Linked DNA regions of Homo sapiens: region 1 is linked to region 2. Evidence: read pairs that join two places in POLR2A ChIA-PET (ENCODE). Cell type or tissue: GM12878. All regions are shown on one strand. Each heading gives the region's core, and the rest is flanking DNA. Links, peaks and the distances in the headings are about the cores only. Region 1 overlaps KLHL18 (kelch like family member 18). Region 2 overlaps KLHL18 (kelch like family member 18).

Region 1 (9,180 bases), core at 680-8,679, 54 kb before region 2:
AATTTTTGAATTTTTGTAGAGACAGGGTTTTACCATGTTGGCCAGGATGGTCTCAAACTTATGACCTCAAGTGATCTGCCTGCCTCGGCCTCCCAAAGTGTTGGGATTACAGGCATCAGCCACCACGCCCGGCCAGTAGTATATATTTATTAATAATAACTTAATGGAGTTTCTAGAAGGAGTGGAGATAAATTCATGTGTTCAACCTGCCATTTTGAATTTGTTTTAGCTTCTGTTGAACTTTGAATGATTTTATCTGGACAAAATGTTCATTGCCTTAAATGACTTTGCTGGCAGGACACAGTGGCTCACGCCTGATCCCAGCACTGTGGGAGGCCGAGATGGGCAGATCACGAGATCAAGAGATCAAGAACATCCATGCCAACATGGTGAAACCCCATCTCTACTAAAAATACAAAAATTAGCTGGACATGCTGGCGCGGGCCTGTAGTCCCAGCCACTCAGGAGGCTGAGGCAGCAGAATCGCTTGAACCTGGGAGGCGGAGGTTGCAGTGAGCCAAGATCACGCCACTGCACTCCAGCCTGGGGACAGAGTGAGACTCTGTCTCCAAAAAAAAAAAAAAAAAAAAAAAAGACTTTGCCAACCACTGCACTAATTCATTAGCCTGCTCTTTACAAATGAAGACCCAAGCCCAGAAAGGGAAGGGACTTACTCAAGGTCACAGGTTGAGTTAAGCAGCACTGGGACTAGACTCTTCGTCTCCATATTCAGGGTCAGGTGTTCTCTCATGCTCTCCTGTTGCATCTTCTGTCACTGACGGTAAATGAACTGATTTCAGCTGCTACCACGTGAATTAATCTACCTCAGGTCTACTGTATTCATCCTTAATGGCGTGTCATCTTTTCTATCTTCCTGAATTTTAGGGAGAACGTGAAAATAAATATTAGCAGGCATGCCACATTCTCAAAATTAACTGCCAACACTTGAACCTAGGCTTAATTTCCTTTTGGAAAATATTTGAAATTTAAATTCACTGGAAGCCTGTCGGATAGTGAGATAGAGGCATGACAGAAAAGAGTAACATATTCATTTAAAAAAAATCACATTCTGTATCTCCCATGGCTTGAACCTGTTATGAGAAAAAGCCCATGGTCCTTTTCCTTGGCAAATCATTTTATCTTAAAAGTTATGAGGATTGTAGTGCAAGACTTGTTGGCATAAGGCTTGGCCTAGGTAGAGAGATTTGTGTCCATGGACGCTCTCATCCCTTCTTCCCAGCGTTGAGTTTCGTGTCCTTTGCTCTGGGCTGCCAGGAGCCCAAGGCTCAGGAAGCATTGTCTGATTCATCTGGGTCTAGCCAGTTGGGCACACTTGCTAGGTTTAATGAGTTTTTCTTCTTATTCATGAGATTTGGAGCCAGATTTTATATATTTATTTTTTCCCCTATGCTTCTGTAAGGCATTGAAATTCATATATTTCTGCTCTCCCTTTATCTCACACATTTATTTTCTTTTTGAGTGACAGCATAATGAGGTCACCAAACCTGAGTATTATTCACAGGGCCATAAGCTTAAAGGAGAGAGGAGCTCCCTATATAGACACACACCCTTTATTTTGCAACCGCTGATAAATGGTTCCTGAAAGATCTGCTGGCATTAGTCTTCTCAGCATTTTCCCAAGGCCCCTGCTGAGGTTTCGAACCTGGCTCTGATAATTTAGCCCTCAGAAGGAAATGTTTTTTCCATGGGTGAAAGGTACAGTATTAGAATATTTCCTTGTGTTACCCACTAAATGTAGGCACACAGTTTTCACGAAATTGGCTTCAAGAGCTACACATTTGAATCTGGAATCTTGCCTAATTTGTTGTCACCACTGGCTTTGTGATGAAAGAGTAGGTGGAGAAGGATATGAGGAAATGAAGTAAGGGCTTGTTGATGCATACCATTTTTATGTTGTGTATATAGTACAGTGAGTTACACAGGGTTAATTATAGAGCTAGAATAATCATATTAAAAGGAGCTGTAGGCTGGGTACGGTGGCTCACATCTGTAATCTCAGCACTTTGGGAAGTGAGGTGGGAGGATTGCTTGAGCCCAGGAGGTCAAGGCTGCAGTGTGAGCCATAGTTGAACGACTGCACTGCAGCCTGGCAATAGCGTGACTCTGTCTCAAAAAAAGAAAAAAGAGAATTGTAGAGGTTCCCTATCAAAGCTATCATTTTACATGTGAATGCATGGACATAGAGTGTGGAATGAATGGAGACTGGAGTGGGATGAGGGATGAGAAATTACTGGGTACAATGTACATTATTTGGATGATGGTTACACTAAAAGCCCAGACTTCACCACTATGCAATATATCCATGTATCAAAACTGCCCTTGTACCCCTAAATTTATACAAATAAAAACATTTTTAAGCCATCATTTTACAGATGTAAAAAACCCTGAGGCTTAGAGCTATTAAGGGATTTGCCCATGGCACAAAGCTGTATCAGCTGAGATCTAACACAGCTGTTTATTGGTGGAAGCCATGCTTTTACATCCTGTCAGATTATTCACCTGCCCTGCTGATGGTATGAAGCATAGTAGGGAACAAAGCATCCTTAGTGTCATTCTTGAGCACAGAGGGCAAAGATGTGAATGTCCAGATGCCACACCAACATTTTATTTCAGGAGAGAAGATGCAGGCTTTTTCTACTAGTCTTTTAGACATATGAATTCTTGACTCTGATTTTGAAATGACATTGTATTGGAAAACTTGTGCTTCTGAATATTGCTCATTCCCAGGGTTTTCTACTGACATTTTTCATGTAGTTAGGTTTATCTCTCTCTGTGTAGTTAGCTTTGTCTCCCTCTTTTTTTTTTTCCTTGAGACAGGGTCTCATCTCTTGCCCAGGCTGGAGTACAGTGGTGGATCACAGCCCACTGCAGCGTCGAAATCCCTGGCTCAAGCCATCCTCCCACCTCAGCCTCCCAAGTAGCTGGGACCACAGGTGTATGCCACCACGCCTGGCTAATTTTGTTTATTTTTTGAGAGATGGGGCCTCACCTTGTGGTCTAGGCTGGTCTCAAACTCCTGGGCTCAAGCGATCCTCCTGCTTCCACCTCCCCAAGTGCTGGGATTACAGGCATGAACCACCACACCTGGCCCAGCCTTGTCTCTTTCTAATGAGCAATAAGAACTGAGAGGAAGAACATGCTCCTTGAGGGGCACAGCACTTGTTATACAAATTTCCTATCAAAAATTCAGTTTTAATCTCCTTGTTCAAGTTATGTTGTGAATAATGCTGTTAAATTTGGACACCAATTAGGTGAATTAGAGAGCTTGATGCTGCCTGACATGTGGGTGGGGAAAGAGAGTTGGAGGTACAGCCTGGACTATCCGTTACCAGTCAAGCAACATTCATCATGTTCACCCTAAGGCTTCTGGAGCTTGCTGGCTGGCTGACTGGCTCGCCAGGTACATTTAAGAAGCCTGTGCTTGGGGATGTTTCTTAACTGCAGACGGTTCCTTTATTATTCTGTACATGAGACTCCATTGTTTGCCCCTTAGCCCCACTTGGTTTAGCTTGTAGGCTAGTTGATGGAAGATGAGACCACATTGTTTTTCTAAATGTGTGTTCCTAGCCCTTCCCAAATTACAAGCATGGCAGCTACCTTTCTACTTTCGAACTTGTTGAGTATTGGCACTGTCATTGCCTCTTTGGCATGGAACCAGCCAGCTGGCCTGTGGTTAGCTTAGGAAGACCTTAGGAAGAACATCCAAGCAGCTGATTACATCACCACTTTTTTCCAATTGGGGACAAAAGTGGGTGAACCAAGGTGCGTGAACTAAGAGTTAACAAGCATTTTCTGTAAAGGGCCAGATAGTAAATACTTAAGGATTCGTGGGTAATATAGTTTCAGTTGCAGCTACTTAACTCTGATGCTATAGTGCAAAAGCAGCTATACACAATGTATAAATGAATGGGTGTGGCTGTGTTCCAGTGAAACTTTACAAAAGAAGCATGAGCTGAATCCGTTGCCTATAGTTTACTGACCTGTTATATACTGATAGGGCCTCTAAGGCTTTTGAAGTAGGTTTTATTTTTATTATTTATTGCTCTAGCATATACTTCTGTAGTTTCAACACAGTATTTAGGAATTGAAGCATTTCTTGTTAAAGAATACAAATGAACCGGAAGTGAAAAAAATTTTCCCAGCTTACTACAGGTGATCATGGGACTATACTGATTAGTAAGTGAGTAAGTAACATAGAAGTTACTGTTAAATTTAGCATCTCATTTGTAAAGCCTTCACGCTCTGCTGGAACTTGAAGCAGAATGTTTCCAAAGTCTTAACTAAAGACACCATGCTCCCATTCTGTCTCAGTTGAAGCTGAGGATGCTTAGCTGCTGGCAGAATGGCAGGCCAGAGACCCTGATGGCTCTTACGTTCCAGTGAAACAGACAGTCTGTGTTCAGGGCCTTGAAGGTAAAGGTCAGAGCTTGGGCTTTTGGCAGGCAAAATAGGTGAACTGTAGTTCAAATATGACCCAATATAATGGTATATGTGGGCAGAGTGTTCTGAATAGCTGATCAGAACACAAAAATGCTTTTCACGCCTGTAATCCCAGCACTTTGGGAGGCCAGGGTGGGTGGATCACCTGAGGTCAGGAGTTCGAGACCAGCCTGACCAACATGGTGAAACCCCATCTCTACTAAAAATATAAAATTAGCCAGGCGTGGTGTCGCATGCCTGTAGTCCCAGCTACTCGGGAGGCTGAGGCGGGAGAATTGCTTGAACCCAGGAGGCAGAGGTTGCAGTGAGCCGAGATCGTGCCATTGCACTCCAGCCTAGGCAACAAAAGTGAAACTCCATCTCAAAAAAAAAAAAGCTTTCAAAAAATAAGCTCAAGAACAGATAGATACTTGTACACCAATGTTCACAGCAGCATTATTCACAATAGCCAAAAGGTGGAAGCAACCCAAGGGTCTACCACTGGGTGAATGGATAAACAAAATATGGTATATGGCTGGACACAGTGGCTGATGCCTATAATCCCAGCACTTTGGGAGGCCAAGGCAGGCAGATGGCATGAACCCAGGAGTTTGAGACCAGCCTGGGCCACATGTCAAAACCTTGTCTTTACAAAAAATACAAAAATTAGCCAGGCGTGGTGGTATGCACTTGTAGTTCCAGCTACTTGGGAGGCTGAGGTGCGAGAATCACCTGAGCCCCGGGAGGTCAAGGCTGCAGTGAGCCATGATTATACCACTGCACTTCAGCCTGGGCAACAGCGAGACCCTGTCTCAAAAAAAAAAAAAAAAAAAGTATATACATACAGTGAAATATTACTCAGCCTTTAAAAAGAAGAAAATTCTGCTGCAACATGGGTGAACCTTGAAGACATTACACTAAGTGAAATAAGCCAGTTACAAAAGGACAAATGTTGTGTGATTCCACTTATATGAACTACCTAGAATAGTCAAATTCATGAAGACAGAAAGTGGAATGATGGTTGCCAGGGGCCGGGAGGAGGGGGAATGGAGAGTTACTGTTTAATGGGTATAGTTTCAGTTTGGGAAGATGAAGAATTCTGGAGACAGATAGTGGTGATGGTTGTAGAATGTACTTAATGCCACAGAACTGTACACTTGAACATGGTTAAAATGGTAAACTGTATGTTATTTATATTTAATCCAATTTTCAAAAGATAATTAGCTCAAGAAGACTTGTTACCAGGTGGGCAAGAGAGATTGCTTATAGTGCTTTGTGACTGTAGACACTAAAAACAATTTGTCTTTCTATTGAAACCCAATGATTAGAAACATCTGATGCTAAGGAGTAATCTTTCCTACTCTTTATTTTTGTACTTGGTGCCTCAGCTGTTAAGAGTCAAATTGTATTAGTTCAGCCCTGTAGCTGCACTTCAAATGGTCACTTAAAAGGAATTGCCTTCTAAGAGGTACATATTTAGGAGATGCAGATGTGTTGTGAGCTTATTTTTCTTGGGTTGGTTTGTAAGCTGTAAATGTCGTGTAACCTTGACAGAGCTATTTTGAGGACCAGCAAAACAAGCCGTGCTAACATGTCTTCCAAGTAAAGGTGTGTTGGCATCATCTGCAAATTACAAATAGCTTTCAAACCTATAATTCTACCCCATTTGTCCTGTGGGTCCTCATACTCATTATGTCTAAAGTGAACACCCTTGCCCATCTTTTGTTTCCTCTGTGTTAGGGGGGCACACAATCCATCTAGTCGTGCACAGTTGAAACTCTGGGATTGTCTTTGGCTCATCCTCTCTTATGTGTATTTTGTGACACTTATTACAATAGTAATTACATAACTATTTATAGTGTTGTAACTCCACAAGAGCAGGGCTGTGACTGAATTATTTACTGAGGTATCTACATAATAGCTGCTCAGTAAACCACTGTCCTAATTGAGATCCTCTTCATCTTTTACCTAACCCAGGATTTCTTTAACTTTACTAGCATGTTGAGAGAATTCTTACCGACCTTCTAGTGAATGAGCCTACTAACAGATTGTTTTTCTAGGGAAAAACAGATTTCATTGTAGGGAATGAGCTACTAACAGATTGTTTTTCCCCAGGCTTAATTCTGATCTTATTCTGCTCTGAGTGGCTTCTCATTTCGTTTTCATTCAGCAGGGTGCTCAGCAGGTATGTCAGCACCTTCCATGTGCCAAGTACTGTTCTAGGTGCTGAGGGTGCAGCAGTGAGCAGAGTAGGCCAAGCCTTTTTGAGTATGAGCTTACATCCTAGTGGAGTAGCAGACAATAAACAGATGGAAGATGTCCAGTGGTGACCAGTGCCATGAAGAAAAGTAAAGCAGGAGCCAGCCTCTCTTAATAGAGATCTAAATGAAGTGAGGGAGCAATCCATGAGGATATCTGAAGGCAGAGGGAACAGTAAGCACGGAGCCCTGAGGCAGGAGCACACTTGGTGTTTTGGGGAAACAGCAAGAAGCCAGAATGATAAGGGCAGAGTGACCAAGGAGAAAAGTGGAAGGACACGAGGTCAGAGAAGTAGCCACCCAGCCCAGCACAGTTCCTTGCATGTGTATGGTATGGCTCAGTAAATACGTTGTGAATGAATGAATGAAACCAATCAATAATTATGTATTTATGAATAAAAAATCAGGGCAGGGTGTTAGAGGTATACCTAAGGTAATAGAAAGTTAGGATGCATATTCCATGGTTCATGAAGACAGCACTGCGTTTTGCTTGCACTTTCCCCTTCGGTTTAGGAGAGATGATGATAATGGCCGGAGCCAGAAGACTAATTCTGACTTGTTCTTGAAGGAAATTCTGTTCTGCACACAGTGACAATCAGAGGTTAGAAACTTGTCAGCGGAGCCGTGAGTCGAGCAGAGCTGCTCAGCTCTTGGTGGTTGTAAAACGTGCCTCTACCTCATGTTTGAGAAAGCTTGTGTTTTCCGTGTATATGGCTTAGCATTTTAAGTAATCACGATATCTGAGGGGTAATGGGAATGCAGGAGCAGCAGGTGGTGGCTAGTTTTCTGTAGGATTTAGGAAAGGACTGCTGATTTAACTGAATCTCTGATTATTCTAAGCTGCTCATAGAAATCCACCAGTCACTGCTGTCTCAGACGTCAGAGGGAGAAGCTTAAGCATGTTCTGTTGTTGACAGCCATTCTGGTTGACTTCTCTAAGACTGCCAGCTGTATTCTTGATATTCAGAGTCCTGCAGATGTGGCCCCTCTCTGCTATTCTACCCTGCTTTCCCACAGTGTCCTCTTGCATCAGCTGGCCATCTCTCCATGACTGTGTTCCCCCTCCTCTGGGCCTTTGCTCTAGTGTTCCTTTGGCTTGGAGTATCTGCTCACATCTGCCAAGCAGAGCCGTATCCATGCTTCAAGCTTTCTTCCATATTTTCTTCCTTTGCTTTCTTTCCTTTTTCTTTCTTCCCTTGCTTTCCCTTTCCCTTTCTCTTTCTCCTCTTTTCTTTTTTCTTTCTTCAGGGTCTTGCTCTTGCCCAGGCTGGTGCAGTGGTGCAATCATAGTTCATTGTAACCTCGAATTCCTGGGCTCAAGTGATCTTCCCACCTCAGCTTTCTGAGTAGCTGGAACTACAGGTGTGTTGCCACCACACTCAGTTAATTTAAAAAAAAATTTTTTTTTTTTGGTAGATACAGGGTCTTGCTTTGTTGCCCAGGCTGGTCTCGAACTCCTGGCCTCAGGCAATCCTCCCACCTCGGCCTCACAAAGTGCTGTGTAGCCACTGTGCCCGGCCCCTTCAAAGTTTTCTTTTCTCAAAGGGACCCATGCCCTCTTTCTTGTGCTCTGTCCTATCACAGTGGGGGGTTGTGTGAAGTCCCATCTCTCTGAAGACAGTCTTCTCATATCCCTCCAGGTGTAGTTCATCTCCCCCTCTTCCACTGCACCTTAACCCCTCATTACTTAGTGTTGTCATTGGACTAATAGCGTCAGCATCACCTGGGTGGGGGCCTGTTCGAAGTGCAGAATTTCAGGTCCCGCCCCAGACCTACTGAACTAGAATCTGGTGCTTCTTACATCCTGTGCACATTAAAGTTTGAGAAGCATTGCCGCCACACATTGGTCCTACTCCCCTTACTGGTCTGAGCAGGATGTAGATGGTTCGAGTGTTTTTGTTCCCCTCTAGATGTTGAACTCCTGAATCGTGAGCCATCTCTTACCTAGTATAGTTCTTAGCATGTTTCAAGCACTTAAAAGTATTTACTGAATTACCTTAACTAACCCCTGACCTTATGTTTGAGATGCTTCTTCAGTCAACATACTATATAAGTGCATTTACCTGTGCTTGGTGCTTGTAGGTGCATGAGACACCCTGCTGTGAATGGGAGTCAGCCTCTGTCTTTGGCATTTATAGATGAGTGGGGAAGATAGATTATGCATCAATTATTAATAATTATGAGAAAAGGCAGAGTCTGATAAATTCTGTAACTGCATAGGCATCACCAGAGGCCTAAGGGAACATCAAAGGAGTAGCTGATATTTACAGTTCTGAGGGTTTGTGACTGTTGCATGGAAAGGATGGTATTTAGTTGGTACATTGCAAGATGAATAGGACTTTGACAGACAGGCACAGTGGAAAGAGGCATTCCAGGCCAGGGGAGAGTGTTCAGAGGCCCAGGCATGAAAGTACACCTACAGTGTTTCTTAAATAAGTAAGACATAGAGGAGCAAGGTGGAAGGTGGGATTGGAGAGGTCGA
Region 2 (9,180 bases), core at 700-8,699:
GGGTGACAGAGTGAGACCCTGTCTCAAAAATAAAAAAAAATTAAAAACCACATGAAGGAACCTGGATTCTCTTAGAGGAGACAGTGAGGAGCCACTGGACGGACATGGTGCAGGTACAGGAGGAGCAATCCCTCTGGCTGGGTGGGGTCGGATGGGACTGGTAGGAAAGCCAGGCTGCCTGTAAAGAGGCTGTTGCAGTGGTCCAGATGAGAGGTCAGGGGTAGGGCACTGGTAGTGGGGATGGGAGCAAGCACTGACTAGGAAGCAAACCAGCCAGGACTTGGGGGACCACAGGAATGTTGATGGTGAGGGAGAAGCAGCCAGAATAGCACTGAGCTTTATAAGTACAGCAGCTAGAGGGCTGGTGGTCTGCTTAACAAGGCAGGGAGTGCAGGGAGGAGCAGAACTGTAGGAGAAAGAGGTCTTGTATGAGACAATGATTTTGAGCAGCCATGGAGATGAGCAGAGAAGATGGGCTGTGGGTTTGCAGCTTGGGTGAGAGGCGGCAGCCAGGGAGAACTGTCAGAGAGGTGGTGGGAGAGGTGATAAGAGATGGAGAGATGGCCAGCACAGTTCACCTAAACCCTGCTAGGCTGTCTTGAGGGAACAAGAACCCTGAATCTCATGCTTCCCCTCCTATTTTGACTCTTTCCTGAAGATGGACAGTGGTGACCTCGATGAGCTCGAATCGCAGTGCTGCTGGGGTTACAGTCTTTGAGGGCAGGATATATGTGTCAGGCGGCCATGATGGTTTGCAGATCTTCAGCAGTGTGAGTCTGGGCTCCCCCTGGGATAAGGGTACCTACTTCTGTCTTTGAGATTTATTTTAGAAGATCATTATTTGAAAAAACTTCAGCCTTGCCACAGCTGAATAAAGTATCATCTAGTGAGGTTTCAGGCTATCCACTGCACCTTCTGAAATTCTGAACTTCCAGAGAATGAGCCAGTGTACACAAAAGAAGGGCAAAGGGTAGTCACATCTGCAGCCACCACCCTGTTCTACTGTCTGTTGAACACTACATAGAACTTGTGAGATTCCTGCCCAAAGTAAGTTCAGTTATAGACCAAGTGTAAATTTGCAAACAGTTGTATTCTTTTGGATAATTTGTTTGAAATTGTATTTATTCTGTAAAAAAGGCTCAACAGCCATTTACTAGTCATTCCATAGTCAGTCAGTGCTGCAGTGGAGAGCCCTGGAGATTACAGGAGACCCAGCTCTCATACAGGTTCTGTCACTACCTAGCATTGCATCCTTGGGCACATCCTTTTTGTTTCCTTAGATGCAAACAGAAAGGGTTAGGTGAGGTGACCTCTCCCTGTCCCCATACACCAAAGAGCAGGCCTGCAGCAGAGGGAATACTGGGAGAGCTCCTTGTCCCCATACCTCCCACAGGAGTTTGACATCATGGGGGGCTGCTGTGCCCTGCACGGTCACTCCATGGACTGAGCTTTGCCTCTGACTGTCCTGTACCTGTGCCTCTCTCCCCACTGCAGGTGGAACACTACAACCACCACACAGCCACCTGGCACCCTGCAGCTGGCATGCTCAACAAGCGCTGCCGGCACGGAGCCGCCTCCCTGGGGAGCAAGATGTTTGTCTGCGGGGGCTACGATGGCTCTGGCTTCCTCAGCATTGCCGAGATGTACAGCTCTGTGGCAGACCAGTGGTGCCTGATTGTCCCCATGCACACGCGCAGGAGCCGGGTCTCCCTGGTGGCCAGCTGTGGGCGCCTCTACGCTGTTGGGGGCTACGACGGACAGTCAAACCTAAGCTCAGTGGAGATGTATGACCCAGAGACAGACTGCTGGACATTCATGGCCCCCATGGCGTGCCATGAGGGAGGGGTCGGTGTGGGCTGCATCCCTCTCCTCACCATCTAAGGCAGAGGATGGGATGTGGTGGGGCAGGGATCTGGTACAGACATAGGCGCTTCCTTCCAGGAACAGTCCCTCAGGAGAGGCAGTGGACCAGAAGAGATGGCGAAACGTGAGCTCGCCGGAGGTACAGTTTTTCCAGGTGCTTAAGCCCTCCCCCACTGTGCCACCCTTGTGACCTTCAGGCTTGGGTCATCAAGATGCACAGCATGGAACACAAGCTCCTCTGGATCCTGCAGCTGGTGACATGGAACTGTTTTCTGGTCCACATGAACACAGGCTCCATCCAGGCCCAGCTCCTACCCACCGCCTCTCTGTGGGCCAGCTGTTCACAGAAGGCCTTCCATCTGATGCTCCCCATCGCCTGCTTGCTCTCCAGCCGAGTCTGGCCAATTTGCCATGGGGAGGCTGCAGTGTCCAAGCCTGCTGGAAACTGGGATGTAGCTGGGGACGAAAGGACAGACCCAAGCGTTCTCCCTGCCTGAGATGGTGTGGCCACAGCAGTGGAAGGCTGCACACAGGCACATTCCTTCTTCCACAGTGGGGCACCAAGGATTCTGTCCTCATTGCTGGGTAAGCAGGGAGAAGAGAAGTTTTCCCCATGTCTAATTTTGGGATTTCAGTGAGGCCTTTTGATCTGTCCAGGAGAACAGAAGGGAAAAAAAGATACTTGAAAGAAACTGAAGGAAATTTAAACAAAGAAACACTTGAAAGAAACTGGAAAGAAAAATAATTTTTTTATGTGAACAAATTTTGCAAGAAGAAAAAAGCATAAAAGACACTAACGGCAAATCTATGTTTAAATGGAAAATCGTCTAACTGGAGAAGGGCGGTATCCACCCCACATTCGGATCCCAGGGTCCTGAGGCCTCGCATTGAGCTGGGGGTTCCCTCTGAGCCCCAGTGTGTGTGGAATCAGTGCACTCTTGACTGGGCCTGTAGTAAGGTGCTCATGGGGTTTGTCTTCTCACCCACCATCAGAGGACTTTTAAAATCATAGGCGTAGAGAGTTAGGCTATCTGCTGAATTACTGCCACTCTTCTTGGTGGGGGCTCCTAGCTGTGGCTGGGGGCTCCAGGCGCCCCTGTGATTACCTCCTACTGCCACCATGGCGCTCATTCAGATTCCCCACTCTCACTAACATTGCTTCCTTTTTTGACCAGCAGGAAACAGCAGGTCTGGCCAGATTCTCACTTGCCCATCAATCTCGTTCTTGGATGATTTCCCTCATTGTGATGCTTCTGGGGCACGTTGACCATATGCACCTCTAGAACCTAACCAGGGCTTCCTTCTACCAGCTGTGGGCGGGCTTGGTCTGGTAACCTTGTCTGCTCTGCCATTCCACTGCTCCTCCATCCACTCGCCAATCCCAAGAGTCTGGCCTCCCTCCAGCCCTGGGCAGACTGACCAGCAAGGTGGACCTTTACATTCAAGCACAGCTGGCTTTTATGACATAAAGAACTAAAGGCCGAAAGAATCTCTTGCTGCTGCAAAGAACAGATTTTATATTTCTTCCTCTAATCTTGGCAAATGACCTTTACCTTTTGGAAAGATTTCATATTGCTTCCTCCTCCCTGGATAGGACCTAATGTAGCACAGCGGGACTCAAAGAGGAGGACATTTTCTCTTGCCAGTGCACTGGGCAGTGGGGCTGTCCTTCAACTGCTGCTGCCAAAATTGGTTTTCTAAAATTCTTCCAGTAGAGACTAAAAGAAGATTCAATTCCTGTAACCCAAGACTGAGTCTTAGGGCTCCAGTCTCCACCTGCTTGGTTTCCTATCCTTTGCTGCCTGCCTGGGGTGGCCTGGAAGCCTGTTCAGAAAGGCACAATGTGGAGCCTGGGGTGTCTCCCCCACCCCAGGACCGTCAGGTTTACCAGTGTGTGCAATCGCCATGTATTCAGAGGGAAGTACCTTTGTTACCTACAACTTAGGAGCTAGGCCTCTGCTACAAGCACTTGAAAATGATATTTTTATTTTTAACGTCTCAACAATCTGATATCGGATGTCGTTTAACCTGGGCTCGTGGTAGGGCTCCAGCATTTCTCCCTCCTTCCTGGTTTGCCTGTAGGGGTAGACTCGGAAGGTGGGTGGGGTGTGCATTTCCTGTTAGGAGTGTATCAGTGCTTGTCTTATTATAAGCCCCTTTCTTTTGTGAATTTGAAGTAGCACCAACAAGCCTGGATTGTGAAGGTATTAAGAATCGGTCTGTGGGCTACTGAGTGGGTCCTTAGGATACTGGCCCAGATTTTGCCACTGGGTATGGCAGATCATTTTCTACCATGGCCTGCTGCTCTTGTAGTGGACTTCCTGAGTCCAATCCCACCTCCTGGTGTAGAATTTACACTGCTGCACCTGAGGTCGATGTTTCAAAGTAAGATCAAGCCAGTGTTTTGATCTGGGCTCTGAGCACAAGTCAGGAAACACCAACATATTCACACTCTCCCAGTAGGTTCCTCAGTCCGATGGTGAATGGCTATTCGTAAATGGCTGGTCTGGCTCTTTGGTGTTGGAGCCTTTCCAATAGCCCCATGAAAAGAAGCATCACCCAAGGATATTGTAAAAAGGATGTAACAAGGAGATAGGGTAGACATTGTACTCAGTGGGCCTTGGGGCCTAGCCCAGCTCTGAGCAGAGGACTGTGGCATTCACTGTCCTTGAGTGTTTCACCTTCTTGGATAACACACGGGCCTTCTCTTCTGGATTTCATCAGAGATTACAGCCAGATGGGGGCTGAAGACCATCCTCTTGACCACAGAGGTGTGACTGTGGGAATTCCTCCCAATTTATGGTTTCCCAGAAAATCTTAGTTCCTTTTATTTATAGAATGCATGTCTTTTGTGTTAAGAAACCAAAGAGAAATAAAGAGAACACTCCTAATAGCTCTTGTCCTTTCTTGGTTTATTTCTCAGATATTAGAAGTACATGTTTGTTTTTTAATTGTGATTCACTGAAAAAAATATATTGGACAAAATGGGAATATTTCTGTGAATATAAGGGAAAAGCCAGATGTACAGCAAAAGTAGTCTTTGGAGAGATTTATTTTATGAGAGTCACTTCTGGTGAAAAATATGCAAAGACTTCATTTGCACTTTGGGACTGCATATTGGTGCCTGTCCTGATCGCCCCTACTCTCGGATTTCCCCTTTTCTCCATTCACTGCCCTAAAACTCCAGAGTTTCCCAGTGGAATGTGGCTGCCTGTTGACTGCCTGGAATCAGCATCTCCAGCTCCTTTTTTATGCTCTAGGCGAGAGGTGCTTTAACTTTGGTGCACATAAAAGTCACTGGAAAATGTTTAAACCACAGATCCGTTCCTAAGTCCCTCTCTAGAGACAGGTTCCCTAGGGCTGGGGTGCAGCTCAGCATTCTGGCGTGAGCAAGTTTCCTTGGTGATTTGCATGCTCTTCAGTGTGAGAACTATACTCCCATCTTCAGTTTCACTTCCCCAAATACAGCCGCATTCCAGATCTGCTCTTCCAAGATTACACTGTGGTTAGTGTGGTTTTGCCTGTTGGGAAACTCTTCAGTCACACTTTTCCAAAAGTCAGCTTGTGATCAATCTTGTCCATTGGACTCCTGGATGGCAACTTAATTTTTTTAAGTTTTTGGAAGGCATATCACTCCCACACACACCCCACCAGGACATGTCTTACATATAAACACTCTTATCAGTTGAATCTCACATGGTCCTCAGTAATCCCCACGGAGCAGGTAACATTTTAGCATAAGGAAACTGCCTCAGAATGGCCAAGTAATTGACCTGACTCCAGCTAACCAGTGGCATTGTGAGAAATTGAGACCAGATCTCCACACTCACAGTCCAGTCTGCCTAAGGACAGCAGTGTCTTCCACCTGTGAAGGGAGCAGCATTCCTCCCAACAGTCATAGACCTTGGAAAAGCAGACTGGGCAGCAAGGGGAAGAGTGAAGAAGCAGGTGCCTTCATGCTGAAAGAGATAGCCAGACTATCTGGGAACTCTGCCCTCTGGGAGAAAGGCCTGTTGCTTGTAAAGTAGTAGCAGCCCTTTCCATGTAATCTATGCCCCCTTGACCAGAGCCAAAGAGCCCCATAGGTGAAGAGTGGACTGCTAAGTCAAACTGGATTCATCTGCTTGACTTTCCATTTCTTTTTTCTTTCTTTCTTTGTTTTTGTTATTTGGACTCCTTTCCCCCTCATGACCAACAGCAGAGCCCACTCCATTTCACCCCAAAGTCCAGCACTGCTGCTTTTTATTGCTACTCACAATAACCTAACAGTACACAACATTGCTTACTGCAGCCTTGAACTCCTGGGCTCAAGCGATCCTCCCACCTCAGCCTCCTGAGTTGCTGAGACAGCAGGTATGCACCATCATGCCTGGCTATTTTTTTTATTTTTTGTAGAGAATCGGTCTCACTATGTTGCCTAGGCTGGTCTTGAATGCCTAGCTTCAAGCAATCCTCCCGCCTTGGCCTCCCTAAGTGTTGAGATTACAGGTGTGAGCCACCACGCCCAGCTTAGTTCTGCAGTTCATAAAACCTAAACTTCATAGCATGACATAGAATGTCACTGAGATACTGACACTTCCTCTCAGCTGCCCAGCAGCGGTCTTCAGGATCTCAGTTTAGATGTTACCTTCATGAAAACATCTCTGGTCAGCGTGGCACTCCTCCTCCATCTGCTGTGCTGGCCCTTGGCCATATTCTACCATGCAGTGACCTGTTTACCTGTTTTACCTGCTACGTGGTGAGCTCTGTGAGACTCTCCATTACTGTAGACACAACAATGGACATGAAGAAGAGGCTGAACAATAGCTTCTTGAAGAATTTAGGGACAATCAGGTATATCCACATTCAAATGTCACCTAATCATGCTTCCCTTGTCTTCCTCCTTTTTACGTCACTGATTTTTTAATAGTTTCATTGAGTCATAGTTTACATACCTTAAAGTTCATTCATTTTAAGTGTCCAACTCAATGACTTTTAGTAAATGTACAGAGCTGTGCAACCATTATCACCATCTTGTTTTAAAATATTTTCATCACTCAGTTAATCCCTTTTGCAGTTCCCCTTTTCACCTGCATCATCAGGCAACCACTATTTTATTTTGTCTCTATAGATTTTCCTATTCTGGACATTTCACATAAGTGGAATCATATAATATGTGGCCTTCTGTGTCTGGCTTCCTACTTTAGAATAATTTAGTTCATTCATATTGTAGAATGTACCAATAGTTCCTTTTATTGTTTTTAAGTTGTATTCCACTTATACCATATTTTGTTCATTCACCGATTGATAAATGTTTAGATTGTTTCCAATTTGGGGCTATTATGAATAATACGGCTATGAACATTCATTTATAAGTCTTTGTTAGACATATATTTTCATTCCTCTTGGGTAGATCCTAGGAGTGAAACTGCTGGGATCATATAGTAGGTTTAGGTTTAACTTTTTAAGAAATTGCCAAGCTTTTCCAAAGTGGCTGTCCCTCTTTACATTTCCACCAGCAATGTATAATGAATGGTTCAGGTTCCTCCACATTCTTGTCGGCACTTGGACTTTTCTGTTTTGTTGTAGCCATTCTAGTGGATGCAAAGTGGCATCTCATTATGGTTCATTTGCATTTCTCTGACAACTAATGATTTTGAGCATCTTCATGCGATTGTTAACCATTTGTATATCTTTAGTGAAATATCTATTCAATTATTGCCCATTTTTAAATTGGTTCACATGTCTTATTAATGAATTGTAAGAAAGTTTTACATATTCTGGATACAAATCCTTTATTTATCAAATATATTATTTGCAAATGTTTTATCCCAGTCTTAGCTTGTCTTTATTTTCATTTTCTTTCTTTCTCTCTCTCTCTTTTTTTTTTTTTTTTTTTTTTTTTTTTTTTTTGAGACAGTCTTACTCTGTCGCCAGGCTGGAGTGCAGTGGTGTGGTCTTGGCTCACTGCAACCTCCACCTCCCAGGTTCAAGCAATTCTCCTGCCTCAGCCTCCTGAGTAGTGGGACTACACGTGCCCGCCACCACGCCTGGCTAATTTTTGTATTTTTAGTAAAGACGGGGTTTCACCATGTTGGACAGGATGGTCTTGATCTCCTGACCTCGTGATCTGCCCTCCTCGGCCTCCCGAAGTGCTGGGATTACAGGCGTGAGCCACCACGCCCAGCCCTTTCTCTTTTTTTTTTTTTTACTCACCACTATACTAACAAGGGCTCTTTTCATTTTCTTAGTGGTGGTGGTTGAATTGTAAAAGTTTTTTACTTTGATGAAGTTTAGTTTATCAGTTGTTTCTTTTATGGATCATGCCTTTGGTGTCGTATCTTAAGAACTTTTTGAAGTCTTCTTGTTTTATTCTTACATGTAGGTATGTGATCCACTTTGTGTTCATTTTTGGGCATGGTGTAAGGGAAGAGTCTAAATTCATCTTTTCATGGACCGATTTCCATTTGTCCAAGCACCATTTGTTGTAGAGTATCTTTTCCCCATTGAATTGCTTTGATACCTTTGTCTAAATCAATTGGGCATAAATATAAGGGTTTATTTCTAAACTCTTAGTTCTGTTCCATTGATCTGTGCCTGTCCATGATTGTGTGTTATTGATGACTCTGGCTTTAAAGTATTTGTAAGTCATTAAATCAGGTAATGTAACACCTCCAACTTTGTTATTTTTCAAAATTCTTTTGACTTTTCTAGATACTTTGCATTCCCATGTCACTTTTATGATCAGATTGTCAGTTACTACAGAAAAGCCTTCTGAGGTTTTAAATATATATTGTGTTTAATTTACAGATCAAGTTGAGAATTGCCATCTTGACAATATGAAGTCTTCCAGTCTGTGAACATGGAGTTTGTGTCCATTTATTTAGATATTCCTTGATTTCTCTTAGCAATATTTTGTTATTTTCAGTATATACATCTTACACTCCTTTTGTTAAAATGTTCATATTACTTTGCTATTACGAATGGAATTGCTTGCTGAATTTTGTTTTCAGACTTTTTGGTGCTAGTATATAGAAATACCATTGATTTTTGTTTATTGATCTTATATCCTGTGACCTGTCTAAATTCAATCTGTTAGTTTTATCATTTTTTAAAAAAATGTCCGTGTGTGTCTTCCTTGAGATTTTCTACATTATCATGTCATCTGCAAATAAAGACATTTACTTCTTTCTTTCCAATCTGTATGCCTTTAATTTTTTCCTGTCTTATTGTACTGGCTAGAAATCTAGTACAGTGTTGAATGAAAGTGGCAAAAGTGGACATCCTTGCCTTGTTCTCAATCTTAGGGAGGAAAACCTTCAGTCCATCACTGTTCAA

Evidence for each region. ChIA-PET counts read pairs that join two places held together with the same protein. Peaks named below come from ENCODE experiments on the same cell type or tissue, not always from the same donor. Only the 100,000 strongest peaks of a DNase experiment are listed, where the experiment ranks them.
Region 1: POLR2A ChIA-PET joins it to region 2 with 10 read pairs; 3 of 35 experiments call an interaction of 5 or more read pairs at or near these places.

Annotation. Positions count from the first base shown.
Region 1 is chr3:47,287,651-47,296,830 of GRCh38, forward strand. The region is part of intron 1 of KLHL18 (kelch like family member 18); the gene reads left to right. Among named protein-coding and RNA genes, the nearest start is that of KLHL18, 9.3 kb to the left of the region's middle. RefSeq lists an enhancer at 4,050-4,159. In GM12878, for the core only: no CTCF peak of the experiment used is centred there; DNase peaks (open chromatin) are centred at 4,027 and 4,251; H3K4me3 peaks cover 494 bases; H3K27ac peaks cover 2,620 bases.
Region 2 is chr3:47,342,061-47,351,240 of GRCh38, forward strand. It overlaps KLHL18 (kelch like family member 18), which reads left to right. Exons shown (of 10, transcript NM_025010.5): 9 at 659-770; 10 at 1,495-4,756. The coding sequence ends at 1,881. Among named protein-coding and RNA genes, the nearest start is that of PTPN23, 34 kb to the right of the region's middle. In GM12878, for the core only: no CTCF peak of the experiment used is centred there; a DNase peak (open chromatin) is centred at 5,331; H3K4me3 peaks cover 461 bases; H3K27ac peaks cover 1,840 bases.